Regions from separate parts of the Homo sapiens genome. Here region 1 is linked to region 2. A link is a loop called in an ENCODE intact Hi-C map of the cell type or tissue named here. Cell type or tissue: mammary epithelial cell. All regions are shown on one strand. Region 1 holds the start of IL1B (interleukin 1 beta). Region 2 overlaps CKAP2L (cytoskeleton associated protein 2 like).

The links. Hi-C counts contacts between places; a loop is a spot of excess contacts. Peaks named below come from ENCODE experiments on the same cell type or tissue, not always from the same donor. Only the 100,000 strongest peaks of a DNase experiment are listed, where the experiment ranks them.
Region 1: it touches region 2 in a loop (5-fold over the local background); 3 of 110 quality-filtered maps call a loop at or near these places.

The regions. Positions count from the first base shown.
Region 1 is chr2:112,834,649-112,839,648 of GRCh38, reverse strand. It overlaps IL1B (interleukin 1 beta), which reads left to right and starts at 2,870. Exons shown (of 7, transcript NM_000576.3): 1 at 2,870-2,941; 2 at 3,405-3,466; 3 at 4,032-4,083. The coding sequence starts at 3,420. In mammary epithelial cell, no CTCF peak of the experiment used is centred here; a DNase peak (open chromatin) is centred at 2,748; H3K4me3 peaks cover 2,199 bases; H3K27ac peaks cover 2,927 bases.
Region 2 is chr2:112,747,192-112,752,191 of GRCh38, reverse strand. The region is part of intron 5 of CKAP2L (cytoskeleton associated protein 2 like); the gene reads left to right. Among named protein-coding and RNA genes, the nearest start is that of CKAP2L, 15 kb to the left of the region's middle. RefSeq lists an enhancer at 2,138-2,187. In mammary epithelial cell, a CTCF peak has its summit at 2,348 (motif pointing left); a DNase peak (open chromatin) is centred at 2,321; H3K27ac peaks cover 1,984 bases.

The DNA of each region.
Region 1 (5,000 bases), 87 kb before region 2:
TCACTTCCTGAGATGGATGGGATGGTAGCAGATTTGGGTCCAGGTTACAGGGCCAGGATGAGACATGGCAGAACTGTGGAGACTGTTACGTCAGGGGGCATTGCCCCATGGCTCCAAAATTTCCCTCGAGCGAAAGCATCAGGGGCTCATGCAACCTGGATACTAGTGCTGCTTCAACCACACTGTGCTATTGGATGAGTCACTTCCACCCTCCTAGCCTTGATTTCTTCGTCTGCTGTTCACATTCAAATAGCTATTCATGTCTTCATCTCTGTGGTCCCACCATATCCCACCAGACAATCATTAGGGCTCCTCTTAGCTGGCAGATTCTGAGGTCCTGGATGCTACAATTGGAAGATGGAGAAGTAGAAGCTCAAGGTTTCTGACCTGTATCCCAAGTCCCAGAAGCAGAATGGACTAACTCAGAGCTGATGCTCGGGTCCCTTGCATATCTCCCTTCCTGTCACTGGCTTTGATCCTCCTTCGTTCAGCTTGTAATCACATCAACAGACCAAAGACATCTCTGTGTTCTGTCAGGAGAGTTCACAGAGCCACCAACCCTCCAGACCCTGCTGGTTGCCGCATAAAGACTCTGAGGAAGGGTTTGAGGCTGCTGTGATCATGCAATGAATGCATGATTGTACCACTGCACTCCAGCCTGGGGGATAAAGGTAGATCCTGTCTAGGAGAGAGAGAGAGAGAAAGAGAAAGAGAGAGAGAAGGGAGGGAGAGACAAAGAAAAAGAGAGAGAGGGAGGGAGAAAGAAAGAGAGAAAGAAAAGAGAAAAGAAAGAAAAAGAAAGAAAGAGAGAGAGGGAGGGAGGGAGAGAGAAAGAAAGAAAGAAAGAGAAAGAGAGAAAGAGAGAAAGAGAAAGAAAGGAAGAAAGAAAGAAAGAAAGAAAGAAAGAAAGAAAGAAAGAAAGAAAAGAAAAGAAAGAAAGAGAGAGAGAAAGAAAAAGAAAGAGGAAGGAAGGAAGGAAGGAAGAAAGACAGGCTCTGAGGAAGGTGGCAGTTCCTACAACGGGAGAACCAGTGGTTAATTTGCAAAGTGGATCCTGTGGAGGCAAAACAGAGGAGTCCCCTAGGCCACCCAGACAGGGCTTTTAGCTATCTGCAGGACCAGACACCAAATTTCAGGAGGGCTCAGTGTTAGGAATGGATTATGGCTTATCAAATTCACAGGAAACTAACATGTTGAACAGCTTTTAGATTTCCTGTGGAAAATATAACTTACTAAAGATGGAGTTCTTGTGACTGACTCCTGATATCAAGATACTGGGAGCCAAATTAAAAATCAGAAGGCTGCTTGGAGAGCAAGTCCATGAAATGCTCTTTTTCCCACAGTAGAACCTATTTCCCTCGTGTCTCAAATACTTGCACAGAGGCTCACTCCCTTGGATAATGCAGAGCGAGCACGATACCTGGCACATACTAATTTGAATAAAAATGCTGTCAAATTCCCATTCACCCATTCAAGCAGCAAACTCTACCACCTGAATGTACATGCCAGGCACTGTGCTAGACTTGGCTCAAAAAGATTTCAGTTTCCTGGAGGAACCAGGAGGAGCAAGGTTTCAACTCAGTGCTATAAGAAGTGTTACAGGCTGGACACGGTGGCTCACGCCTGTAATCCCAACACTTTGGGAGGCCGAGGCGGGCAGATCACAAGGTCAGGAGATCGAGACCATCCTGGCTAACATGGTGAAACCCTGTCTCTACTAAAAATACAAAAAATTAGCCGGGCGTGGCGGCAGGTGCCTGTAGTCCCAGCTGCTGGGGAGGCTGAGGCAGGAGAATGGTGTGAACCCGGGAGGCGGAACTTGCAGGGGGCCGAGATCGTGCCACTGCACTCCAGCCTGGGCGACAGAGTGAGACTCTGTCTCAAAAAAAAAAAAAAAGTGTTATGATGCAGACCTGTCAAAGAGGCAAAGGAGGGTGTTCCTACACTCCAGGCACTGTTCATAACCTGGACTCTCATTCATTCTACAAATGGAGGGCTCCCCTGGGCAGTACCCTGGAGCAGGCACTTTGCTGGTGTCTCGGTTAAAGAGAAACTGATAACTCTTGGTTGGTATTACCAAGAGATAGAGTCTCAGATGGATATTCTTACAGAAACAATATTCCACTTTTCAGAGTTCACCAAAAAATCATTTTAGGCAGAGCTCATCTGGCATTGATCTGGTTCATCCATGAGATTGGCTAGGGTAACAGCACCTGGTCTTGCAGGGTTGTGTGAGCTTATCTCCAGGGTTGCCCCAACTCCGTCAGGAGCCTGAACCCTGCATACCGTATGTTCTCTGCCCCAGCCAAGAAAGGTCAATTTTCTCCTCAGAGGCTCCTGCAATTGACAGAGAGCTCCTGAGGCAGAGAACAGCACCCAAGGTAGAGACCCACACCCTCAATACAGACAGGGAGGGCTATTGGCCCTTCATTGTACCCATTTATCCATCTGTAAGTGGGAAGATTCCTAAACTTAAGTACAAAGAAGTGAATGAAGAAAAGTATGTGCATGTATAAATCTGTGTGTCTTCCACTTTGTCCCACATATACTAAATTTAAACATTCTTCTAACGTGGGAAAATCCAGTATTTTAATGTGGACATCAACTGCACAACGATTGTCAGGAAAACAATGCATATTTGCATGGTGATACATTTGCAAAATGTGTCATAGTTTGCTACTCCTTGCCCTTCCATGAACCAGAGAATTATCTCAGTTTATTAGTCCCCTCCCCTAAGAAGCTTCCACCAATACTCTTTTCCCCTTTCCTTTAACTTGATTGTGAAATCAGGTATTCAACAGAGAAATTTCTCAGCCTCCTACTTCTGCTTTTGAAAGCCATAAAAACAGCGAGGGAGAAACTGGCAGATACCAAACCTCTTCGAGGCACAAGGCACAACAGGCTGCTCTGGGATTCTCTTCAGCCAATCTTCATTGCTCAAGTATGACTTTAATCTTCCTTACAACTAGGTGCTAAGGGAGTCTCTCTGTCTCTCTGCCTCTTTGTGTGTATGCATATTCTCTCTCTCTCTCTCTTTCTTTCTCTGTCTCTCCCTCTCCTTCCCTCTCTGCCTCCCTCTCTCAGCTTTTTGCAAAAATGCCAGGTGTAATATAATGCTTATGACTCGGGAAATATTCTGGGAATGGATACTGCTTATCTAACAGCTGACACCCTAAAGGTTAGTGTCAAAGCCTCTGCTCCAGCTCTCCTAGCCAATACATTGCTAGTTGGGGTTTGGTTTAGCAAATGCTTTTCTCTAGACCCAAAGGACTTCTCTTTCACACATTCATTCATTTACTCAGAGATCATTTCTTTGCATGACTGCCATGCACTGGATGCTGAGAGAAATCACACATGAACGTAGCCGTCATGGGGAAGTCACTCATTTTCTCCTTTTTACACAGGTGTCTGAAGCAGCCATGGCAGAAGTACCTGAGCTCGCCAGTGAAATGATGGCTTATTACAGGTCAGTGGAGACGCTGAGACCAGTAACATGAGCAGGTCTCCTCTTTCAAGAGTAGAGTGTTATCTGTGCTTGGAGACCAGATTTTTCCCCTAAATTGCCTCTTTCAGTGGCAAACAGGGTGCCAAGTAAATCTGATTTAAAGACTACTTTCCCATTACAAGTCCCTCCAGCCTTGGGACCTGGAGGCTATCCAGATGTGTTGTTGCAAGGGCTTCCTGCAGAGGCAAATGGGGAGAAAAGACTCCAAGCCCACAATACAAGGAATCCCTTTGCAAAGTGTGGCTTGGAGGGAGAGGGAGAGCTCAGATTTTAGCTGACTCTGCTGGGCTAGAGGTTAGGCCTCAAGATCCAACAGGGAGCACCCAGGGTGCCCACCTGCCAGGCCTAGAATCTGCCTTCTGGACTGTTCTGCGCATATCACTGTGAAACTTGCCAGGTGTTTCAGGCAGCTTTGAGAGGCAGGCTGTTTGCAGTTTCTTATGAACAGTCAAGTCTTGTACACAGGGAAGGAAAAATAAACCTGTTTAGAAGACATAATTGAGACATGTCCCTGTTTTTATTACAGTGGCAATGAGGATGACTTGTTCTTTGAAGCTGATGGCCCTAAACAGATGAAGGTAAGACTATGGGTTTAACTCCCAACCCAAGGAAGGGCTCTAACACAGGGAAAGCTCAAAGAAGGGAGTTCTGGGCCACTTTGATGCCATGGTATTTTGTTTTAGAAAGACTTTAACCTCTTCCAGTGAGACACAGGCTGCACCACTTGCTGACCTGGCCACTTGGTCATCATATCACCACAGTCACTCACTAACGTTGGTGGTGGTGGCCACACTTGGTGGTGACAGGGGAGGAGTAGTGATAATGTTTCCCATTTCATAGTAGGAAGACAACCAAGTCTTCAACATAAATTTGATTATCCTTTTAAGAGATGGATTCAGCCTATGCCAATCACTTGAGTTAAACTCTGAAACCAAGAGATGATCTTGAGAACTAACATATGTCTACCCCTTTTGAGTAGAATAGTTTTTTGCTACCTGGGGTGAAGCTTATAACAACAAGACATAGATGATATAAACAAAAAGATGAATTGAGACTTGAAAGAAAACCATTCACTTGCTGTTTGACCTTGACAAGTCATTTTACCCGCTTTGGACCTCATCTGAAAAATAAAGGGCTGAGCTGGATGATCTCTGAGATTCCAGCATCCTGCAACCTCCAGTTCTGAAATATTTTCAGTTGTAGCTAAGGGCATTTGGGCAGCAAATGGTCATTTTTCAGACTCATCCTTACAAAGAGCCATGTTATATTCCTGCTGTCCCTTCTGTTTTATATGATGCTCAGTAGCCTTCCTAGGTGGCCCAGCCATCAGCCTAGCTAGGTCAGTTGTGCAGGTTGGGAGGCAGCCACTTTTCTCTGGCTTTATTTTATTCCAGTTTGTGATAGCCTCCCCTAGCCTCATAATCCAGTCCTCAATCTTGTTAAAAACATATTTCTTTAGAAGTTTTAAGACTGGCATAACTTGTTGGCTGCAGCT
Region 2 (5,000 bases):
TAGGAGAGATAGCCTTCATCTAAGTAGAAATTTAGCTACTCTTGTAAATACAGAGTAATAATAATAATGACATGCCCATAAACAGTGTCTTTTGTGTATCTGTGCTTTTATAAGCACTTAGCTAAGATTATCTCACATAATTATCATAACCACTGTTACTATGACCACTTTACAAACAAAACTGAGGCACAAAGAAGTTGGAAAACTAATCCAAACAAACTGGCTCCAAAAGGAACTTTGCTTTCTTTGGGTATCAAGTTCTGAAGAGTACACATTTAACATTGAAACTGAGGTCAGAAGGCAAGTTTCTGTGTAAAGTTGGAGTATTCTGAATACTCTGGGTAGCTACAAATAGTATTTAAATTTTATCTTGGATTCTGCAGATAAGGATAAAATAGATGGTAGGCAAAGAGTATGATCCTTAGGAGAAATTTTTCCTGAAGGAAAAATATATTAATAAAAAATGATGGAATAAACTTCTAAGATCCTTGCCTAGAGCAAAACTCATTCAGTCCTTTGGCTGGTAATGTTGAACATCAGCAAAAAAAAGGAAAAGTTCAGTTTAAGTCTACTCCAGGCAACATTTTCACAACATCCAGTTAAATATTAACTATTTCTCCTTGTGGAATTGAACTTGAGTTCTTTTTCTTATCCTCTTTTTTTGTTGTTGTATTATTTAAAAATGAGTACCTTTTTATTATTGAAATCATTTCAAGTAATGCAGATAAATGATCAGCCCTCTCCCTCTACAAACATACATACTTAGGCATCCCAAACTTCTCTCTGGAGGTGACCACCATTGCCAGTCATTCATTCTGTTTTCATGCATGTCCATACAGTATAGGTATGTCGAGAAATGAAGTATTATATTTTTGTGAGTTGCAATTCTTTTATTCACATTTTTGTGTACTTTGGTTGTCTTTTCTTGTGTTTTCCTAGTACCAATGTTATGCTGACTTAGGCAGATGAGTTGAGTATTTTCCTTTTTGCCCTATAAACTGAAAATAGTTTGTATGACATGAGAATTATTTTTATTTTTTGAAGGTTTGATAAAAACTTGCCCATAAAAATCATCTGGACCGTGTTTCTTTGGAGGATAATTTTGTATATATCCTCTCAATTTGTTATGGGGTCATTGTTCTAGAGTTCATATATCTTGAGTCAACTTTAGTAATTTTGTGACTTTTTAAAGGGATTTTTTCTCAATCTTTTTAAAAGATCTCAGGTTTTATTGCCAAAGATTTTTTCTCATTAATCTTTTTAAAAGACCTCAGGTTTTATTGATTATTTTTTCTCTTGCATCAATGTCTGCATCTATTTTTATATTTATTGCTCTTTTCCTAGCTTTTTAATTGAAACCTTAGATCATTTAAAAGTGAGTCTTTCTTTTTTTTTTTTTTATAAATATGTTCAGTGCTATAGCAGATTTGCCTCTGAATTTTACTTTGGTCATATCCCTCAGATTTGACTAAGTAATACTCTTTATCAGTCAGGATCAAGTCTGAAAAACAAACCACAGAAAGAATGTAATTGGTTACACAGTATCTTATGTGGGTTCTCTAGAGGTGGAGCCTAAGAGGAGAATCCATGTGAAAGTAGTTTATTAGGAAGACACTCCAGGGAAAACTGGGAGGGGAGTGAAGTTGTAGGATCAGAAAAGCGAATCCATGGACGGTGACTCTGGCACAGCCCCACAGGGGAGCTCTGGAGACAGTGTAGGTCACATCTCTCAGAGTCATCCTGATCAGAGGCAAGGGAGCTACATTGTTAAAGCTTCCATGGTCATTTATTCATGGCTGCCTCGGGCGGACAAGAATTGTCAGGCACTTCTCACTCTCTGGGCACATACGAGGGAGCACAGATGCTGGCTGTGAAAGCACGCGGTAAGCCTGTGTGCACAAGATGCTGAAGGGATCAGAAGGAGTGTGGGTGCTACACACAGGGCTGACAGCACACAGGAACCTGAGGTAATGTGATAACTGTAGGAAGCAGCTTGTACCCACTGGGTCTAGGAGAACAAAGAGAGGTTAGGGTATCAGAACCAAGAAGCAGGAGAGACAAACCCTGGTAGAAATGGGACTCCAACTGTAAGGAAGGCATACTACCCAGCAGATGATGGAGGAGAGGCCCTGCAGGGCTGGGGCTCAGATTTTGAGGAAAAGATGCTATCCATTTGGTGCTTCTGCTCTGAAGCTGCACAGGGAGGTGGGCTCTGAGGGGGAAAAAAAGATGCTAGAACCAACTGTTACTGCCAGGGTGAGGGACCGTTGCTGGGGTGATGAAAGCAAATAGGAAGAAGCAAGTGTCTTCCTTCTCCATCCCTGCAGCCTCCCTCTCGTGCCCCCTGCTGGCAGAGCTGAGCAGGGAGCTGCTGCCCAGCAGAAAGTTTTACAGAGTTTTATCCCCAGCATCACAAAGCAGAGGATGGGGTTTGGGGCCAATAGACAAAAGCTTCATAACTGACATATCTTGTCATTGTTCATTTCTAAATAGCTTGAGATTCCCATTTTGAGTTCTTTAACCCAAAAAATATCTTAGAAAAGTATCTTTTAATTTCCAGATGTGTAGATTTTTTTTTTCTGCTGTTAATTTCTAATTATATTGCATTGTAGTTGGTGAATGTGGCCTATGTGTACTCTACTTGATGGATTTTGTTGAAATTTTCTTTGTGGCCTTAATATCTGATCATTCTTGGTAAATGTTCCAAAAGTGTTTGAAAATAATGTATATCCTATTTGTTTATTTGATCTATTGCTTTCTGAAAGAAATATGCCAAAGTCTGTCACTGGCACTGTGATTAATCATTGACAATTTCTCTTCATATGTCTGTCAATTTTTACTTTCTATTTTTTAAAGTTATGTTGTTAGGTACAGAAAGATTCATGACTTGCTTTGATTTCTTTTGTCTGATTAATCTTGCCACACCTGCTTTTTGTTGTTAGAATATGTCTGGTAGCTCTGGTAGCTCTTTTTCCATCCCTTTACTTTAAGCCTTCATGGGCTGACTTATTTTAGGTATGTCTCATATAAATGCACACAGTTAAATGTTTTAAACAAATTTGAAACTCTCTGCTTTTAAAAAGCAAATTTAGTTCGTACACATTTATTATGATTACTTGTATGTTTAAACTTATGCCTGCTATTTTATTTTGTAATTCAGCTTACATGAATTATTTTTTCCTCATTTCTGTGTTTAATCTAGTTTTATTTCATAAAATAATACACTGAAATGAAAATAAAGTGATAGATGTAAGCTCAAACATGATTTGCAGAATATATATCATATTCTTCTTGCAGTTCCTTTTTTCATTTTTTTTTTTTTTTTAAGAGACAGGGTTTCACTCTTTTGCCTAGATTGGAGTGCAGTGATGCCATCATAGCTCACTGCAACTTTAAACCTCCTGGGTGGACCCAAGTGATCCTCCACCTCAGCCTCCTGAGTAGCTAGGACTACAGGTACACACCACTACACCCATTATAGTTTACATTTTTTTGTAGACACAGGGTCTCACTGTGTTGCCCAGGCTGGTCTCAAACTCCTAGCCTCAAGCAGTCCTCTGCCTCAGCTTCCCAAAGTGCTGGGATTACAGGTGTGAACCACCCACTGCACCTGGCCTGCAGTTACTTTTATTTCAAGTCTTTCATGTGAATTCTAAAGTTTACTCACTAGTGACTTTATGATTTTTGAATGGCAAACCTTTTGAGTCTGTATTCTTGTGAAACTTGTTATTTGCCTTCATGCTGGAATCATAGTTTGGCTGGGGGAAATTTCTTAATTTCAGCTTGTTTTCCCTGGAAAAATTTAAGTGACTGCTTCATTTTCTTTCTTGCATCTGGAGTTGTTGATTTGTTAATGTCTCACGTCAGTCTGATTCTCATTCCTTTATAGGTAATCCTTTTCTTCCCCCTCTCTGGAAGCTTGTACGATTTTCTTTTTATCTTTGGTTTTCTATTATATTTTTTTCTCCCATTCATCCTGCTTAACTATCTGAGAGCCTTTTCAACCTGAACAACTGTTTCTTTGTTCATTTCTTGAAATTCTTCTTCTACAACCACTTTGTGTGTTGAACTTTTTTCCTTCTAGAAACTCTCTTAGATGGATATTGGAGTTATTGAGTAATGGATATATCCTTCAGAACTCTAAATGTTGTTTTCATACTGTTCACTTCATTGTTTTATTACACTGGTTTCTAGGAGGATTTCACAGCTGAATTTTCAGCTCACAGATGTATTCTTCAGCGCTGTCCATGCAGTTGTTCTGCCTTTCTGTTGGTTATTTTTCATAACAGCCCATTCTAGTTTTAGGATAGCAATACTCTCTCTTATCACTCTGAAGATATTGACTGTGATACTCTTAAAAGTATTCCTCTTTGCTCCAGTGTTCATTCTTGTTTGTTGAGTTTTATGCCTCTTTCATGTAGTGTTGGTTTTCTCAAATGTTAGTGATTCTCAATTGTGAACTTACCTTTGCGTCTCCCCCATTTCTAGCAGTAGAAGGTGCTGCTTGGCTGAGTGTGCCAGTACCTGGATTTCTGGGCATGGTAGTGCTCCCCATTCGTTGGGTCCATGTCACTGTCCTGCTTACGGCACAAGCCAGAAGGGAACCAAACCAGTGAATCCATTTCAAATTATCTTTTTGTGGGATTTAACCCTCTTTCATAAACACCTGCATAAATCCCTGACACTTACACATATACACCCCTATGACCTTCGCATGCCTGTGTCATTCTTTACACTGCTATTAGTCCTATGGAAATTCTCATCACTACTCAGTGTTCTCGTTATTATAAATATGGAATATTATGAATATGTAAATGTTTACTCTAGGATTTGTTTTGTTTTTGTACCATGTAAAAATGAACATATTTCTTACCTTCAGCTATGATAAACATTTTCTATTTGGTCTCATATAACTCTTAAAATTTAATGATGAGGAAGCCAGGCTCAGTGGCTCATGCCTGTGGTCTCAGCTACTCGAGAGGCTAAGGTGGGAGGATTGC